2 separate regions of the Homo sapiens genome follow, and region 1 is linked to region 2. A link is a contact called in ENCODE Hi-C data. All regions are on one chromosome and are shown on one strand. The core of a region is the stretch at or near the end of the contact, and the rest is flanking DNA. Distances in the headings are between cores, read along the strand shown. Region 1 holds the start of C6 (complement C6). Region 2 holds the start of PLCXD3 (phosphatidylinositol specific phospholipase C X domain containing 3).

Region 1 (5,179 bases), core at 2,480-4,979, 300 kb before region 2:
ATAGATTCAATGCCATCCCCATCAAGCTACAAATGACTTTCTTCACAGAATTGGTAAAAACTACTTTAAGGTTCATATGGTACCAAAAAAGAGCCTGCATTGCCAAGACAATCCTAAGCCAAAAGAACAAAGCTGGAGGCATCTTGCTACCTGACTTCAAACTATATTACAAGGCTACAGTAACCAAAACAGCATGGTACTGGTACCAAAACAGAGATATAGACCAATGGAACAGAACAGAGCCCTCAGAAATAATACCACACGTCTACAGCCATCTGATCTTTGACAAATCTGACAAAAACAAGCAATGGGGAAAGGATTCTTTATTTAATAAATGGTGTTGGGAAAACTGGCTAGCCATATGTAGAAAGCTGAAACTGGATCCCTTCCTTGCACCTTATACAAAAATTAATTCAAGATGGATTAAAGACTTAAATGCTAGACCTAAAACCATAAAAACCCTAGAAGAAAACCTAGGCAATACCATTCAGGACATAGGCATGGGCAAGGACTTCATGACTAAAACACCAAAAGCAATGGCAACAAAAGCCAAAATTGACAAATGGGATCTAATTAAACTAAAGAGCTTCTGCTCAGCCAAAGAAACTACCATCAGAGTGAACAGGCAACCTACAGAATGGGAGAAAATTTTTGCAATCTACCCATCCGACAAAGGGCTAATATCCAGAATCTACAAAGAACTCAAACAAATTTACAAGAAAAAATCAAACAACCCCATCAAAAAGTGGGCAAAGGATATGAACAGACCCTTGACATTTGAGAAATGTCTTCTCAAAAGAAGACATTTATGCAGCCAACAGAGATATGAAAAAAATGCTCATCATCGCTGGCCATCAGAGAAATGCAGATCAAAACCACAGTGAGATACCATCTCACACCAGTTAGAATGGCGATCATTAAAAAGTGAGGAAACAACAGGTGCTGGAGAGGATGTGGAGAAATAGGAACATTTTACACTGTTGGTGGGACTGTAAACTAGTTCAACCATTGTGGAAGGCAGTGTGGTGATTCCTCCAGGATCTAGAACTAGAAATACCATTTGACCCAGCCATCCTGTTACTGGGTATCTACCCAAAGGATTATAAATCATGCTGCTATAAAGACACATACATACATATGTTTATTGTGGCACTATTCACAATAGCAAAAACTTGGAACCAACCCAAATGTCCATCAATGATAGACTGGATTAAGAAAATGTGGCACATATACACCATGGAATACTATGTAGCCATAAAAAATGATGAGTTCATATCCTTTGTAGGGACATGGATGAAGTTGGAAACCATCATTTTGAGCAAACTATCACAAGGACAGAAAACCAAACACTGAATGTTCTCACTTATAGGTGGGAATTGAACAATGAGAACACTTGGACACAGGGTGGTGAACATCATACACCGGGGCCTGTAGTGGGGTGGGGGTAGGGGAGAGGCATAGCATTAGGACATATACCTAATGCTAAATGACGAGTTAATGGGTGCAGTACACCAACATGGCATATGTATACATATGTAACAAACCTTCACGTTGTGCACATGTACCCTAGAACTTAAAGTATAATAAAAAAAAATGAGGGGCTTTTTTTCCCACTCCACTTGCAAGCTGATTCTAGTTCGTCGGTAAGTAACTCGCCTTTCCTGGTTTTCCTCAGCAACACAGAACCACAGGGTATTGGGACAATAGTAGCCAGATAGAATTTAAGTCGTGATCAGACATATAATGTGAGTCCCAAACATTTGGGAGCTGAGGCTCCCAAATAATGTGAAGCTTTCCTTTCAACCACTAGATAGACTAGAGAAGCCACTCCCCTATACCCTTCACCCTTGCCCCCCACTGCCAAAATTGGAATTTTCTCATACAGGGACCTTTTCAGCAAGAAAAACTAAATAGATACTTTGTTGTTGTTTTTTTTTCTTATTAGATGTTGGACAAGACAGATATCTTCCAGAATATTTCCTCAATTGTAGAGAAAACAAATTCTTAAAGCTTCTGGTGAAATTTTCATGTAAATAATTTGGAGAAGTTAAATTGCAAGAGATTACTAATTCTCAGTTCTCAGCAGACACTGTCTTTTAACTTCCAAAAGCTTGAAAGGTATGGGTGAGTTTTATTCCAATTATCATCAAAAACTGCAAAAACAGAACCCTTATAAAATATTCTGATCGCTCTTTAAGCTATAACTGTTCTGAGGCAATATGGAGCCTGATATAAATTAAGATGGTAACATTAAAACTTATTTGATGAGGTACTAATGAAAGAGCTAATTGGTAGCTTTTCTTTTTTAATATTCTATTATTAGGAATACAAATTGTTTTATGTTAAAACAATTTTATTTTTATTTATTTATTTTTTTGAGACAGAGTTTCATTCTTTCACCCAGGCTGGACTGCAGTGGCAGGATCTCAGCTCACTATAAACTCAGCCTCCTGGGTTCAAGCAATTCTCTGCCTCAGCCTCCCGAGTAGCTGGGATTACAGGCCCCTGCCACCACACCCAGCTAATTTTTGTATTTTTAGTGAACTCGGGGTTTCACCATTTTGGTCAGGCTCGTCTTGAACTCCTGACCTTGTGATTCACCTGCCTCGGCCTCCCAAAGTGCTGGGATTACAAGCGTGAGCCACCAAGCCCAGCAACAATTTTTAATCAAATAAAAATAATTACTTCTCTGAATTTTTTTGTTATGATGGCCTAGCATATTGTATTATATGGTTTCTTATTTATTAATTTCCACATCTCTAGGCATTCTGGAGGTATCTAAAATTACACACAGGCATTTTACCCATTACTGTACAATTTTCATACAAACATAGAATAAAAGAATGTTCGGTCAATAGAGGAAGATAGGAAAAAAGTCTTCCACTTCAGTGCCATCGTAGAAAAGCAGAAATTCTTCAGTTTTCTCATAGTTGCCATCCCCTCTTGAGTTTTCCAAAAATCAGTGATCCCATTGAACCATTGATGATAGCTTTATGAGCATTTAGAGAATTTCAATTAAAATGAAGCCCATCTTATTCTAACCTGTCACTTTCTAATGTATTTTACTCACATGAACCATTTGTCTGCAAGGCAGTTCAGCATATCTTACCCAACAGATTTCTGAGGATGCTCTAGTTTATCCCCAGCTATAGGTTCTTCCTTTACATCTCCATGTAAACTTACTGAATTTCTTATTTCTTATTATTTTTTTCTGTGCATGCCCAGAGGCTCAAGAAATGAGCCTTTCTATCTTTCTACCTTTACTATCGCCAAGGTAAGCTGGGTAGTCCAGGTGCATGACTGACCTTGGCTAAAGAGTATGTTTGCTTTACTTTTAACTAATTTAACTCATAGAGAAACTTGATCTCAAATGTCCTCTGGAATGACATTTGTTTAAAAAACATGACCTCTGGTTCTTTTCAGATTTAAACAAAGCAATTATAAAAAAGAAAGACAAAGAAATGGTTATAGTCTGAGTTACATATTTTTATGCATGAAATTGTAATTTTGTTGGAAACATGATTAACAATTTTGAAATATTAAGATTGAAAATGAAATCATCATATTACTCACCTTTAAGCAGAGTTTGTGGTGTCCTCGGACCTAAGCTGCAAATTATTGGGGAAAAAATAGGTATGCAGAATGAAGAGGGTATATATGTTAATCCAAACAAAGCTTCTTTTCTTATTGCTAGCTAACACAAGGCAATGCTGTCATATCCCAGAAGCCTAGCAACACCTAGAGGGTTGTCAAAATAAATGTTCTCTGGAACTTGAACTTTGCAAATGATTACACCAATCAGTAGTAACCCTGAAACTCTGGGTGTTGGATGTTACACAGAGTCCTGAATTTTCAGTGAGTTTTCAATTCAAGGGCTATTGTAGTAGCTATTGCTACTGCATAGAAATCTCTCTTTCCATTTTAAAGAATCCTTTAGATTAATTGCTTAAAATTGCTGCCCCCCTTAGGAATGTATAGATTCTTAGTTTTTGATTATAGAATAGTTATTGGTAACTATTTAAGAAATGTTTTTGGAGACAATGTGATTGTGTATGTAGAAAATTCAAAAGAATCTACAAACATTAGAATTAATAAATGAATTTAGTATGATTTATCAACACAAGTTTATTATAGTAAAAAGTGTTTCTATATGCCAGCAAAACCAAACAGAAAATTTAATTTGGAAAGAATTAAAATAGCAATGATCAAATGGGCTCTTTATATGTAATGATGATTACGCTTCTCTGAAATGGTTGCAATTTAACTTTAGATTGAAGTAAAATGGATTTCATCCTAAGGTGAAGCAGAACAAAATAGTGCAATAGAAAAGAAAAAAAACTATAGGGACTGAGAATGTGGATACATATTCTAGTCTTGTTTCTGCACTAAGCAGCTACCAGCTATGTGAGCTTCAATAAATCACTATACCTCATTGGAACACTGGTCCCTCATTTGTAAAACAAGTGTTTTTCAAACTTTTTTCAAAGCAGTAGAAAACAACTAAAACAAATATTCCTTAGACAGCTTAGATTTTTATCACATGGTGGGAAATGATGATCTCAGCAAGTCTAAAGATTACTTGAAACACAGCTGGGAACCCACCACTCAAAGGTCACATAGTTTAATATACATGGTAGTAACTTTCCCAAGGCCAGAGTAAGTCAGAACTGGAATACAGATGATCTGATTTCCAGTCTTTTTTCTCTCTCTTATACTACATTGAGATTTTAAAGATTGAAATTTGGGCCTAAAGAGAAAGTAGAGTGGTGTGCTGCAGACCAGTGTTGAAGCTAGTTTGGGGCTGGGATAGCAGCTTCACCCTTGATTACCTGAGAAGATAAACAGGAAAAGAAATATTTGGTGATTGGACAAGAATATATGTCATTTAATTTGCATATTTCTTTCTTTAATTGGTCTTTGAGGTCCTAAAATAAAATTCATTTGTCCTGAGTTCAAGGTGTTTGGAGCTAAAGGCAAATACTGGAAGTCATAATACAGAGAGATGCAAAGTTAGGTGCCAGTAGGATGAGCTTAAAGAGGACTTTATTTGTAATGTGGGCTATGAAGAGGACAGAGAAGTAAGATTGTATGCTGTGGCACTGGAAAAACACAGGTGGAGAGAGTTAAGGATGGTAAGGGGAAATCCTTGAGATGGAATGCGAATGTCTGTGATCCAAAC
Region 2 (5,191 bases), core at 1,856-4,355:
CAGCTATTGCGAGATTACTCTGAAACCATTCAAACTGCAGAGATTTGAGAAATATTTAAAGACACCGGAACTGTGCTCTGGTGGGGAATATCACACAGTTGCACATTGTTTTTTGCTGTAACTCTGGGCAATCTGGGTCAGCTGCCCCAGTTGGGTAGCCTTATAATTAGGCAGCTCTTTATTTTCCAGCCGCTTTACCTAAGACAACCTGAAGCTTTGAGGATGACTGAGCAGCAGTTTCCCTCAACAGAAACACTTGTGTGGTGCACCAGGAGTGGTTTTAAATGATGGAGATAATTACTTAATTTGAGCTGTAGCAACTGGCCAAGTAAACATGTAGCAGCCAGGAAGCTATTAGCATGATTTTAAGGCAATTATTCCATTAGTGTTTAATAGTCTCCAATTAGTCTTCTCTGACTATCAAAGTTTGAATATCTTTTTTTCCTCCAAAAATTCTTAGTGCTGAGTAATGCAAAAAGGTGCCAAACCTGTTTTTAAACCTGGTTTTTTATATATGTGGATCTTCCAAACAAATTTACAGAAACATGCGAGTATTCAGGAGTATAGATTTGATGAAAAATGTTGGTCTATTTTTTCTCACAAGTATTGGAGTGAGAAGGGGAAGCTTTACAGGAGATCCATTTGAGTATAATACCAACAGGAGCTGGGAAAACAATATAAATTCCCATGGAAGCCCAATGTCATCATCTTTATGTCTGTACTCTAAGATCACCCAGATACCAAAATCTCTCACCTCAGGTTTTTATTTTGTCCCAGGGCAGGAAAGGAAAATTACTGTGTTCCCACTAATGCTTAGTTCCTTTTTTCTTAACCCTGGTTAGTCACAGTTGCTGCTGAATCATCCAGATACAAATCACAAAGCCTTTCCCTCCAAAATTCATAGGGTATCTTCCCAAAGGTCCAAGTAAGGGGTCAGATCCCTGAACTGATAGGGATAAATAGTAAGTCATTTGTCTTCACTTAGCTTCAGTTTTTTCATCTGTGACATGGAGGTAATAGTGCCAGCACTCCCTGCTTCATGGGGTTTTAGAAGGATTTTGTGAGCTGGTGTACATAACAGGGCTTTGAAAAGTGAAATATTACAGAAATGTAAGGTAGACTCAAAAAGATATCATACCATCTCAGAACTAGATAAACAAACATAGGCTTTTAATCCTGTAGCTCTAGAGAGTCACCTGCCAGAAGGTTTGCATCACAGTGATTGCCCTTCTTACCTTCTATGCATATAAAAACATTCAGGGGAAACCATGTGAAAGAAGCTGTCTAAAATCCAAATAAAAATGAAGGAAGAAAAGGAATGGGAATGCCTGTGGAAGTGAGAATGGAGTTATGCCAAAGTTGTGCTTTCTACTGTCTCCTTGAAAAGAGCAATCTCCAGGCTTGCCTAGGTAGCAGAATAAGTGCTGCATGGAGAAGCTGGGGTTGGTTCTTTTCCTTGGAGATTCCTGGCCGGTAGCAAGCTATCTGTTGAAGAAGGACGAAAGGAGACAGCCCCTTCTGTGGATAGCACTTGTAGTAGCCTGTGCCTGCCATTGCTGCCAAACATCCACTTGACTAACAACCATTGATTTGAGGGACTGATCAATGGCAGCACTCTTGGTTGGAGCATCTAGTGATTTTCAAAATAACCCTTCTTTTGTTTTTGTTTTTGTTGTTTTTTTCTTTATTATGTTTTCCTCCAACAGCTGAGAGGGGGCGCTGGATGGGGCAGATCAAGAGGAGGTAGACCATAACGTTGAGTTTAATAGCCCAGCTCAGCTCAGGGCCAGAAGTGAACTGTTCATGAGTAATTTGCCCTCCAGCCCAGCTCTGAAAAGATCAAGTGTGTGCTCCCCCAGCCCAACTGCATAGCCAAATTGACAATAAAGTATGGCCGTGTCCCAGCTGTCATTGTTGTAAACTGTCCTGAAACGACCCTCACTCCTGGATACCTGATCTAGGGGGTTGTTAGGAGCTGCCACCCTAGAAACCTGCCCAGTCTCTGGTCCAAGTCGCACACATCAAGCTGAAGCTTCTTGATCCCTCAGGTCTCTTCCTCGCTTTGTCCACGCTTCTTTCCTTCTAGACTGTCTGGACACATTCTCAGTCACCTTTTCCGTACTATTTGCCTATTAATCCCACCCCTCCGCTCAGGTCACGCAGGTTCCCCTGCCCAGCTTCTGTCCCGAGCAGTAAACATACGGTCCGCAAGGGTTTGCTTTTTTGACCTGGGCGAAGTGTGTTGCCAACACGCACTTGGACCAGACTCGAGACAGCGGCCACTCGGCCAGGTCCCCCGGGGTCCAAACCGATACGAAATGGTGCCCTCTGCCCGTCGCCCCCTTGGGCTCCTTTTCAAGGGCAGCTATCACGCCGCCTCTGGTCCCTGAACTTTCATCACTCTTCGGGAAGCGCTTTGTCTTTTTAAAGGAGATTGGGGACGAATATTAATGACTGTAGCCGAGAATCTATCAAATCCGCCCAATTCCATGCCAGGGATAGACTCAGGTCCTTGCACCGAAGGCGAGCCCCTGACACTAGCTCGCGTTCTTCACACACGGTCACCCCGCAGACCCAGAGATTTCTCCCACTTCCCCAAATCTGCAGGAGAAACCATAGGAGGGGGTCACGAGGCACCATCCTGGAGCCCAGCTTCTCCTCTGCCCCAGTCCTCCGCATACAACCTGCTTCAAAAGCCCAGGAGAAAAGCAGTCACCTTGACTCTAGCGCCTCGGTCCTTAGGGGTTTGGAAAACGCCAGGAAGCCCAAGGCTACCCGGCACGCGCTCGCCTGGCCTGAGACCCACCCTGGAAGACGAGTTTCCCTCCCGCGGGCATCGTGGCAAGTTACCACTTAGTGGCAGATAAAGCAGGGCGGGGCAGGTGGAGCGGGCGCCGAGCGCCTAGCCCGCAGCCCCTGCGCGCCTACCTGGAATGGCTAAATTGGTGAGGGGGATGCTGTGCATGCTCTCCGGCAGAGTTGCCATCCAGTCGGCTAATTTCAGCTCGTTTTTCCCCTGAGACGAGGCCATCGTGCCAGTCGGCGTGCAGCGCGCTGGTCCCAGCACTCCTCGGGCAGGCTGGCAGGCTGCTGCCGCTAATCCAATGTTTGCTCTAGCCCCGCTAGAGTTTACACTCCTCTCTGCGCCACACCCACAGGATGGCGCAGACACATGCTAATTTTAATAATTATTCAAAACACCCCGTGCTCCCTTAGTGCCTCCGCCAGACTCCGCTGGAGCTTTTGTTCCTGACGTCCGTGCTCAGCTCTCTCCGCTCTCCCCTCCCTCCCCAACCCCCTCCTCCCGTCTTATCCTTCCTAGGCGTCTCTGCCTTTCCTCGCCATTCTGCAGCTTTCCCTGGTTTCTTATTTTTCTTTTCTATTCATTTTTTTCCAACTGCTTTGCCCATGGCTTGCTCGATCCTTTGCTGTGACTTTCTCGTCCTGTTTGTATGAAAGACAGTCTTGCACTTGAACCTAAAATCCTAGCAGACTTTGGGATGTTATTGCCTCCTGAGGAACAGACTTCTCATGCTGGGTTTCAGGGCTTTCCGTCCTTATCAAAGAGCTTTCCTTTTTGTAATCTACAACAGGTTATACCTTTCCTCAGCCAGAGACCACAACCCTGTTTATTAAAAAATGATTATCTTTATTCACTCTTTTGCCTACTTTGTGAAATAGCTGGTAAGTATGAGTCAGTGAAGGGCATGGTAAATTCTAGGTGGTTCCTACTTAATCCTGGGTACCTTGCTCCAGACATTTCAAAGTCAAGAAATGCTACTCCCCCTTCTTTTCTCAGATCATGAGAAGTCTACATTATTTCCATGGAGAACACTGCCTCTGTCCTGTCAGTTTCATGGCACTCAGGGTAAGACTGGAGCCTTATGCTGGAAGAAAATCGCCACATCTCCCAGTGACATGCTCTAATTATTGCCAGTAGCATTTGGTGGAATGTATTTGGCACCATTCAAAGTGATCTATGTGACTGTCTGCATTTTCATTCCTTTGCAGACTGGAAAGATGTGCCTCTCTCAAGAGAAATCACTCACTGGGCCTCCAAAGAACTGTCTGGGTCCACCTGCTCTCAGATGAGTAAAAGGAGAGAGATGAAGTTTTACAAATGTAATGAGAGCAGCAGTGGCCTGAATAGGAATTATAAGAGATGAACTGAAAGTGTGCTGGGCTTTTGCAACCCAGGAAATGGAAATGCAATAAACAGACCTCTGTTCTTTCATGCCAGGGTTGTGTAAATTTTTATTTTTCTATGGGAAATGCTATTAGATTGCGGAAATGACAATCAACATAGGAGACAAAGAGAGCCATGAAACATGAGAATAATTATTCAAGGTTAGTAAATCCATTTAATCCCAAATAGCATTAAAAAATAAGAAAAAACCTAGAGCCTACCTTATTTTCTACAATGATGCTAAGTCCTAAGAATATTCACCCCCAAATGGGGAGCACTATGGGAAAGATAGAGGAGAGGCAACGCCTTATTTTGGTTATCAAATTTTCCATGCCCCTTGTAAAATAAATTCATACCTTCAAGAGGACATGGTACAGTTATCTTTAGTGATGAGGAAGAGATATACTGAAAATTTTCCCCAAATAAATCTTAATATACATGCTAGTACAATAGAACCCACATATCCTTTTAATTAGGATGATAGTTTAGCTTACTATAGGACTCTTGGTCAAGAGATCTACAAACACCACCCTTCTGTAAGAAACCTACAAACACCACCTAATGCTGGTGGTCTCAGGGCATGATTGCAAGGCAATGAGGAAAATTCAAATCTAGTGGTCAGCTGCTCTGTCTCTGAGTAGTTTGGGCAAGTCCTCTAGTCTCTGCTAGCCCCAGTTTTCTCCATTATAAAGTGGTAATAAGAACTCAGAGATTTGTGGTGAAGCTTCCAGAAGAGAGTGCATACATGTTTAAGATAACAGGATATGTGTATTTACCACTCTTTGTCTTTTCTATACTTATGAAGTATTTTTTTCAAAAGCATGAAATAATTATTGAATCTGGGGTACATTTTTAATAAGACACATTTTAGAAACATGCCCTGTTAAAGTATATTGAGCTTATGTGGCCCTAAAAATTTACAAAGCATTTTTTACAAAATGAAACCACCTTAACTGGTGAGGAAAGTTCCCCTCTATAAAGAATCATACTATCTTTTGGCAAAAC

Evidence for each region. A loop is a pair of places that touch in the nucleus more often than their neighbours do. Pooled maps may share reads with other maps.
Region 1: a pooled map of left cardiac atrium shows a loop between it and region 2 (2.1-fold over the local background). The contact joins the promoter of C6 here to the promoter of PLCXD3 in region 2. A Hi-C loop is called at or near these places in 1 of 50 pooled maps.

Annotation. Positions count from the first base shown.
Region 1 is chr5:41,209,803-41,214,981 of GRCh38, forward strand. C6 (complement C6) reads right to left here and starts at 3,730. Exons shown (of 18, transcript NM_000065.5): 1 at 3,574-3,730.
Region 2 is chr5:41,507,496-41,512,686 of GRCh38, forward strand. PLCXD3 (phosphatidylinositol specific phospholipase C X domain containing 3) reads right to left here and starts at 3,106. Exons shown (of 3, transcript NM_001005473.3): 1 at 2,929-3,106. The coding sequence starts at 3,031. RefSeq lists an enhancer at 2,632-3,460.